Linked DNA regions of Mus musculus: regions 2 and 3 are each linked to region 1. Evidence: chromatin contacts called from ENCODE POLR2A ChIA-PET data. All regions are on one chromosome and are shown on one strand. Each heading gives the region's core, a stretch centred on a gene start or an enhancer-like site at or near the end of the contact. The rest is flanking DNA. Distances are from core to core; before and after follow the strand shown.

Region 1 (2,788 bases), core at 89-2,588:
GCTTCTCTTTCTGACTCCAATAGGGTGAGCACGTCACCCTCTCGAACGGGGCCTTTGACATTTCGGATGATAGAGCGGCTGGTGTCATCCATGAATTCCACTCGCACCTACAAGCCCAATACAAGAGTTAAATGCTGCTACTTACTAGTGGGGTGGAAAGGTAATATGGACCAGAGCCTGGGACAGGGGCTGGTCAGGTCAGATGGTTCAGCAGTTACAAGCATTTGTTACTCTTAAGGTCTCATTTGCCAGACCAAAGGCATTGAATCACTCACATGATAGGGTCTCTGTAGCCTGATCTGACCTTGAAATCCTGTGATCCTTCTGGAATTACAACACCCTCCCCACTTACAATTTTATCTGGGTGCCTCCAACTTACTTCAGGCTGGCCCTGATCTACGGGTCCCCCTACCTTAGTTTCTTAATTAGCTGTGATGGGAGACCTGGGTATAAGCCAGGGGAACGAACGGTCAGGGCATCTTTAGCCTAGGCTTGTCTGTCTCCTGGAGTAGGTGAGATGCCCTACCGTTCTTGTTCTATGTGGTGGACCGAGGCAAGCACACTATCAACAGTGGCCCAGGTTTTTTCGGTACTGGATCATTTTGTAGCCTAAGCTTGACTGGAACTCCAAGTGAACTTCCTTAGACATCTTTAATTACTAGCTTTGAGTTCAGTACTCAAGTTTTTTCGGGTTCTTTGTATGGTAAGCAAGTCTACTACTGACACACAGGTCCCGCCAACTCCACCTCTTTAAAAACCAAATCTTTTAGCTGGGCAGTGGTAGCCCGCGCCTTTAATCTCAGCACTTGGGAAGCAGAGGCAGGCGGATTTCTCAGTTCGAGGACAGCCAGGGTTACACAGAGAAACCCTGTCTAGAACACCCCCCCCCCCCCAACAAAAAACCACCAAAGCTTTCAAAGGCAGTCTTACTACGGTATCCGCGTTTCTTACAAAGTCATATCCTCCCTGAACCTAGCTACTAGAATTAAACGTCACCAAATCCAGTTATAATCCTGGTACTCGGGAGGACTCCGCTCCGACCCCAGGAAGTGGTCCGAATGTTCCCATCACTCACCTGCGTGCACTGTCCCTGCGAACCGGTCCTGCCCAGCACTTTGGTTACCTACAGGAAATAAGGGAAAGTTAGGCTCGACATGTTCAGCTTTCTTCTCTCTTTATTCAGGTTTCTAAACACCCGCAGTCGCCTCACCCTAGCCAGCTTGATGGGCTGCACGCGACTCGTGTCCATGATGGCGGCGATCTGGCGGAGAGGAGTCACGTGAGCAGGGGATGCCTTTTATAGTCGGCTCTGACCACGCCTCACTTTCGCTCTCGCGAGACCGCACGCGGTACCCAGGAATCCTCGGGACAGAGTCGTCACCAGCGTCCTTCGGAGCGGAAGGAATATGGCGTCCGCTACTCGCGTTATCCAAAAGCTGCGGAACTGGGCGTCTGGGGTGCGTGTGCTGTTCCGATCCGGGCCGGGAAGGATTTGGGTTCTGTACGCCCTTGAATCCTATCCCCCTTAACATCTCCTTAGTTCAGTGGATAATCCAGGATCCCTGAATTTGTGACTCCAGTAGTCAGACTCAAGGTCCTAAATGTTTTTGGCCGGGTTACTGGGATTTCCTTGGCCTTAGATTGCCTGGCTTTAGCTCCCCCCCGCCCCGCCCCTCTTCCTATCCCTTTCTCTCTTCGCCTCATTTGTCTCCCACGTGAGACCAGGTGTTTCCTCATCCCCCGTATCAGCTTGGAATCTTTGTTTGTTTGTTTGTTTTTGTTTTTGTTTTTCTTTTTCGAGACAGGGTTTCTCTGTGTAGCCCTGGCTGTCCTGGAACTCACTTTGTAGACCAGGCTGGCCTTGAACTCATAAATCCGCCTGCCTCTGCCTCCCGACTAGGATTAAAGGCATGCGCCACCACGCCCGGCTATCAGCTTGGAATCTTGTGCCCCTGTTTTTGGAAGGCTGAGGACCAGTTTTTAGATTTTGGAAGAAAACAAAGAGGTCAGGGAAGCTGTAGATCTCTGCAGCTCCTGGGAGGTTGGAGATGGATAAGAGGAGAGATAATTTAGGGTCCAAGAAAGGAGGTATATCTAGCACTGGAGCTTAGTAAGCAACTGTTTGGGTGAGAATTCCCATAATGTTAGGGTAAGCACGTTTAGTATATTGACCCATATACAGAGGAGATTTTCTTTAAAAGGAAGGCTTTTTAGGTTAGATCTTGGAAAGGCTGGAAACTTAGCCTTAAAGTTTTGTAAGCCATGCCCTTGCCTTTCTTCATATGCATGACTTGTAAACTTACCCTAACTGGCTACTTCTGTTCGCTAACCCTATCCTGGGGTTCCCTAGTTTCTGACTTCTTCTCTCCTCCCACAGCAAGACCTGCAGGCGAAGCTACAGCTGCGCTACCAGGAGATCGCCAAGCGGTGAGCAGGCCGTGCTTGCTGCCTTCATCCTGACATTCTTCCACCAAACCCAAGGCTGGCCATAGTGGTACAGTCTTTAATCCCAGCACTCGGGAAACAGGCAGGCTGAGTTCTGAGTTCAAGGCCTGCCTGATCTACATGATGGGTTCCAGGTTAACCCCTGTCTAATAAACAAACGTGAAAAAACAACCCTAAATTTGCTGTTCTCTTGAACTTTCCTTGGAGAATTGAGCAGAGATCTTTCTTGTCAGGCTGTGAAAGCAAAAATTTAACTTTTAACTTCATTGGGTTGTCTTGGAATAGTTAGGAGATAGGTTGTATTATTTGTTGGTCTCTTGGGTAGCTTTGCAGTCTTCATTGT
Region 2 (2,788 bases), core at 175-2,674, 110 kb before region 1:
ACTAAACAATACCAAAGTTACACTAAATAACCCAGCGGAACCTTGAAGTCTTCCTGCCTCAGCCTCCAGAGCACCTGACCTAACAGGCCTGTACCACCATGCTCCATGCCCTAGGCACTTTATTCTGCCTCTGTCACTGATACTGTATGTCTTGATTCAAGTTAATTTGCTTTTCTGGGCCTCATCCATCTCTTTCTTACTTTAGGGTGTGTGTGTGTGTGTGTGTGTGTGTGTGTTGTTTTTCTTGGCAGTACTGAGATAAAACAAGGGCCTAGTGCATGCTAGGCAAGTACTGAGCTAGACCCCCAGTCCAGAAACTAAGTTCTAATCCCAGAAGCTCTACTTCCTATTTGCTGTATGGCCTTGGGCAACAGCTTTAACTTCCCTGAACTTCAATTTACTCATTTAGATGAAAGGAATTACTTTTAATACTTCTACCTAGTATGTTTCCCACTAACCACATTAATTCTGACTACAGAGTTTTTTTAAAAGTGTTTTCCCCAGGCATGGTGGCGCACACCTTTAATCCTGGCACTCGGGAGGCAGAGGCAGGCGGATTTCTGAGTTCGAGGCTAGCCTGGTCTACAAAGTGAGTTCCAGGACAGCCAGGGCTATACAGAGAAACCCTGTCTCGAAAAACAAAACAAAACAAAAAAAGTGTTTTCAATTATATTTATTTTGCTTGTATTTTTGCATATGTATGTGGTGTATATTCATGCAAGGGTGTGTCTATGGAGTCCAAATGACAACTTTCTGTTGTCAGTTTTTCTTTCACCATATGAGACCTCAAGACTGAACTCAGACAACAAGCACCTTGACCAGCTGAGCTATCTTGGCAGTCCCTGACTACTGTTTGAAAAACAACATTTTCAGTACAGTGCACTGAGTAGCTTTTTGTGAAGCGCCCCAACTCTTTATAATGTTAATAATCACCCAAACAGAACCGTTATGAAGAGGGTTTCAGAGTGACATTAGTCACTTATTGACCTCCTACTGTATGCCAGGCGCTTTTCTCATCAGCCATTTCCTAAATCATGTTGGCTCCGAGATGACCCACTTTTCCTAGATGGGGAAACCGAGGCTCACAGAGGTTTCTCCTGCGTGGCGAGGCTCGGAGACCTCTCACCAACCTTGAAATGATAATTGAGGTGCCTGCGTCCTGAGCAGGGCTAAGTAAGGCCAAGGGTAGCGCCCTATCTGTCCCGCTCGAGTACTCAGCCGGAGGCTCGAACCCGGAACCTGGGAAACCTGCCTACATACTCGGGTCAGGCCCATTCGCTGTTCCGTGCCTACCTGTTCCGCGGCCGGGCCGGGCGACCGCGCAGGCCCCTCGGTTCTCCCTGGCCCGGGTCCCGGCCCGGCCCGGCCCGTCAGCAGCGGCTTGCTCCGGCTCCGGCGAGCACCTGCGTCCGGGCACCGCCCGCCGAGCAGACAGCACGGCGAACCAATGAAGACTGCCTCTGAGTATCATCTGCCAATCAGCATACACGCCCCGCCCAAGAAGGTGGGGCCTTCAAAATACGGGACGTCCTGGGCGGTCCAGGCCCCGCGGCGCCGCAGCTTCTGACTCCGCCCCTGCTGCGTTCTGGCTCCACCCCCAAAATGGACCCCGCCTCATCCCAGCTCCTCCCCCATCCCAATCTCTGGCTGTAGACTTGCTGCCAGAGCCTGGAGCAGAACAAAGGCGAGCTTAAGTAAACAACTTCACACTTGCCAAATAACTTCTTTCCGCCTTCTTCTCCGCTCCCCCCGGCCCCCGTTTGTTTGTTTGTTTGTTTGTTTGTTTGTTTGTTTGTTGTGTTTTTTAAAGACAGTTTTAATGTAGATCAGGCTAACCTCGTACTCACTCTGTAGCCAAGGATAACCTCTCTGATCCTCTGGCCTCCACCTTCCCAGTTCTATCGGGAGCTAGAATGGAATGAAGTTTTTCTTCCGTGCTAGGCACAAACAGTGTGAACTGAGCTACATTTTTATCACACTTACCAATCCTAGGGTGGCTATGATCACATTTTGCAGAAGGAAATCCGCCCAAAGGGGTTAGAGTTCTGTGGAGGAAACTAAAGCCATCATCATTTACTCATCAATTATTCAAGCAAGACATACATTCAAAAAATGGAGCAACAGATGGTAGAAAGAGCTGTTGAGATAGATCAGCGGGCAAGAGCTCTTGCATGGCAAACATGAGGATCTGAGTTAAAATCCCCAGCATCCACATAAAAGAGCTGAATAGGGCCTCGAACTCCTGTAACCTCAGTGCTGTAGATGGTGTAAACAGGAAGATGGCTGGGGTTTGCTGTCTGCCAATCTAGCACTGGTTTCAGTGAGAGAACACTTAGCAGTACTTGCCTAGCATACACAAAGCCCTGGGCTTGGTCATACATGCCTATAATCCCAGCACCCAGGAAGTTCAAGGTCACCCTCAACTACACAGAAAGCAAGGCCAACCATATGAAGGAAAACCAAAAAGATCAAAATTCTGTAGGAAGCATTATTATGGTCCAGGCATGTGCAAGACCCTGGGGACACATTAACTAATATAAATATTGTGAGACAAACATTAGCGGTTTTTAATCATTGTGTTTGCTTATTTGTTAGAGACAGGTCTTACTGTGTAGCCCAGGTCCTGCCTCACCCTCACAAGCGTAAGATTATAGGCATATGCCACCACAGCCCCACGTTATTAGTATGAATTATTATTCTTACAATGCCTGTGATGGAGCCAGCAGCCTGATACATTAGGTAGGTGCTCCACCACTGAGCCACACCTTAAGCTTCATGGTGGTGGTGG
Region 3 (2,788 bases), core at 184-2,683, 66 kb after region 1:
AACAACAACAAATCAGCAAGCAAACCCTGCTATTCTTGGGCATGCTACCAGCTTCAGGTTACTAGGTCAAATTTATATTGGTTTTTTTTTTTTTTTTTGAGACAATGTATCACTGGCCTGAATCTCCAAGCTCTGGTCTGAGCCTCCACACAGGTGACCTCAGGTGCACAACTGACTTCAGGATGGTTCGTTGCTTTTGGTTCAGGGGACTATAGACCCAGGTGTTTCTTGGATGCTCGCCTAGCACTGCACCACAGACCTCTTCCTTCCAGTTTTAACTCTCCATACCTTAGTTAATGTTGTTCCTCCTAGCTTTCTTCTTCCCCTTCCATCTGCTTGAACCTTTACTGTCCTTCACTCCCTCCCAATAGAGATACAAATTGTATTATGTCTGTCTCCCCAGGGAGTGTCAGCTCACTGGTAGCTAGGACTCCTGTCTCCTACATAAGTACAGCTGTGCAGGGCCAGAAGATGCTTGGCAAATACTGCAGGAACAAATCTGAGAAAAACTATTTTACTTTTTAACTGTCACCTGTCACAGTGCAGTGCTCTCCCTTTTGGCTGTGAGTATACCAGAAAGTCTCTTCAAGCTGAACACCGACTGTGAGTCAGTCTAGACTGAAATGCTGGTAAACAAAGAATGCAGGCCGGTCTTTCCTGACACCAGAGAGATCAGTCCATTAATTGCCACACACATACGCCTCAGATGCTTGTGGTGAAGAAGGGCACCCCCATAAACTAGTCAGCAGTCCAAATGAGCAAAAGGAAGAGGCAGGCGAGGGAATAAGGATCCTCTGGGCCGATGCCCCCATTTCTCCTCTCCCCTTCCTCTATCCCGATCCAGCAGCAACACAACAGGTCATCAGCAAGAAAGGTACTTTGCGGACAAGCGACAAGGCCTCTTTCAGAACCCTCGCTTCTCCCACAAGGCGATCTGTAAGAACTGAGAAGCACAAACATGTCGAATCCGCTTGAGAATTCGAAATGGGAAATGCTGGAGGGGGATAAGGGACACGGGATGGTCGCGCCTGCACGACTGGAATGGCGGGCCAACGTCGCTGCGACTGTCCTGGGACCTCGCCGTGTGTGTGTGTGTGTGTGTGTGTGTGTGTGTGTGTGTGTTGCCCTCACTGACTCGGCCGCTGGTGTCCTGGGCGCGAGGCGGTGCGACCCTCCCCTGCAGGACGGCTTGCCCCGACCTGTCCCCGGGACGCGGGTCTCCGGGCGGCCGGCCTGCGTCCTCCGATCTTGGCGCGAGGTCGTCTCCGCCGCACTCACCTGCGCCTGCACGTCCATGGTGGTCCGCACAGAAAGGGTGCAAAGGCAGCAGGCAGGACGATGAGACCCGCGTCCTCTCAAGGGCTCGCGCCGCAAAACGCCGAAGCCAGGCTGTCCAGGAGCCAGGCCAATCAGCCACACCCGCCACTTTTGAATTTCAACCTCCGCGCAGTCAACGCACTTCAATCCGCAGAGGCCAATCCGCGCCGGCGCCGCGGTCGCGAGCCAATCACGGTGCCCTCCGCCTCCGGGGCCACGCCCCCTGAGTCGCGACTCTTCTAGTCCGCTAGAGCACCAGAACTAGACCCCTTGGATCCTACTTCCGGATCCGCTCTTCCTCTTTTCTCCCTCTCCCCCTCCCGAGCGCCGAGCGCGGCTTCCTGAGGTCTCTGGTTGCGTCAGAAGTGCGCTTGTGTGGAGGAGTGGCGTGGGGGAGGCAATACGCATGTGCCTGAGCGGGGTCGGGGCGGAGCGAGCGCCACCTAGCGGATACTGCTGAACTTGCACACCTCCTCGCCAACCCTGTAGACTGGAGACTGTTACACCGAGGTCGCTCTTGGTCCACTTTCTCAGGTCCGAAAAGTGGAAGCTGGTTGATGGCGCTGACCTGTCCTCAAAGAAGAAAAAGTGGAACCCATATCTGGAGATGTAATAAAGTCATAAATCTAGAGTAGGGCCGGGAGGATAGCAAACTGGTTATCCCTGAAACTCATATAATGTGGAAGGTGAGAACTAATTCGCCACAAAGTTTTCTGTGCCCCTCCTGCCTCCAATATTATATATTATACATAAACAATATGTATTATATACATAAACATATATCTTTACACATATAAATAATACCCAATAGTACGTATTATATATATAAGCATATATATATATATATATATATATATATATATAAAACACATAAATTACATATATATTTATTTTGTTTTTTCGAGATTGGGTTTCTCTGTGTAGCCCTGACTGTCTTGGAATTCTATTTGTAGAACAGGCTGGCCTTGAACTCAGAGATGCTAGGGCTACCCTGTGCCACCATGCCCAGGTCAATAAACAATCTTTTAGATTAAAAAATCAAAACAAAACTAGAAGCCAGGCTTGGTGGCACACGCCTTTAATCCCAGTTCCCAGTACTCAGAATGCAGAGGCAGACAGATCTCTTGAGTTCAAGGCCAACCAGGTCTACAAAGTAAATTCCAGGGCAGCCAGGCTCTGTAGAGAGACCCTGTCTTAAATAAATAAAGAAACACACACACACACATACATACATACATAACTGGATAAATAAATAGTATGTTTCTTTTTTTTTTTTTTTTTTTTTTGGTTTTTTGAGACAGGGTTTCTCTGTGTAGCCCTGGCTGTCCTGGAACTCACTCTGTAGACCAGGCTGGCCTCGAACTCAGAAATCTGCCTGCCTCTGCCTCCCGAGTGCTGGGATTAAAGGCGTGCGCAACCACACCCAGCAGTTTCTTTTTTTTTTTAAAGATTTATTATATGTAAGTACACT

Evidence for each region. ChIA-PET counts read pairs that join two places held with the same protein, here RNA polymerase II (POLR2A).
Region 2: POLR2A ChIA-PET joins it to region 1 with 35 read pairs in Patski. The contact joins the promoter of Marchf2 here to the promoter of Rps28 in region 1. POLR2A ChIA-PET finds 5 or more read pairs at or near these places in 4 of 5 experiments (Patski and embryonic stem cell).
Region 3: POLR2A ChIA-PET joins it to region 1 with 35 read pairs in embryonic stem cell. The contact joins the promoter of Kifc1 here to the promoter of Rps28 in region 1. POLR2A ChIA-PET finds 5 or more read pairs at or near these places in 3 of 5 experiments (Patski and embryonic stem cell).

The regions. Positions count from the first base shown.
Region 1 is chr17:33,823,224-33,826,011 of GRCm38, forward strand. Rps28 (ribosomal protein S28) reads right to left here and starts at 1,339. Exons shown (of 4, transcript NM_001355384.1): 1 at 1,211-1,339; 2 at 1,076-1,123; 3 at 1-107. The coding sequence starts at 1,249. Ndufa7 (NADH:ubiquinone oxidoreductase subunit A7) reads left to right here and starts at 1,349. Exons shown (of 4, transcript NM_023202.4): 1 at 1,349-1,457; 2 at 2,378-2,427. The coding sequence starts at 1,407.
Region 2 is chr17:33,717,253-33,720,040 of GRCm38, forward strand. Marchf2 (membrane associated ring-CH-type finger 2) reads right to left here and starts at 1,425. Exons shown (of 5, transcript NM_001252480.1): 1 at 1,294-1,425.
Region 3 is chr17:33,889,200-33,891,987 of GRCm38, forward strand. Kifc1 (kinesin family member C1) reads right to left here and starts at 1,434. Exons shown (of 11, transcript NM_001195298.1): 1 at 1,279-1,434. The coding sequence starts at 1,296.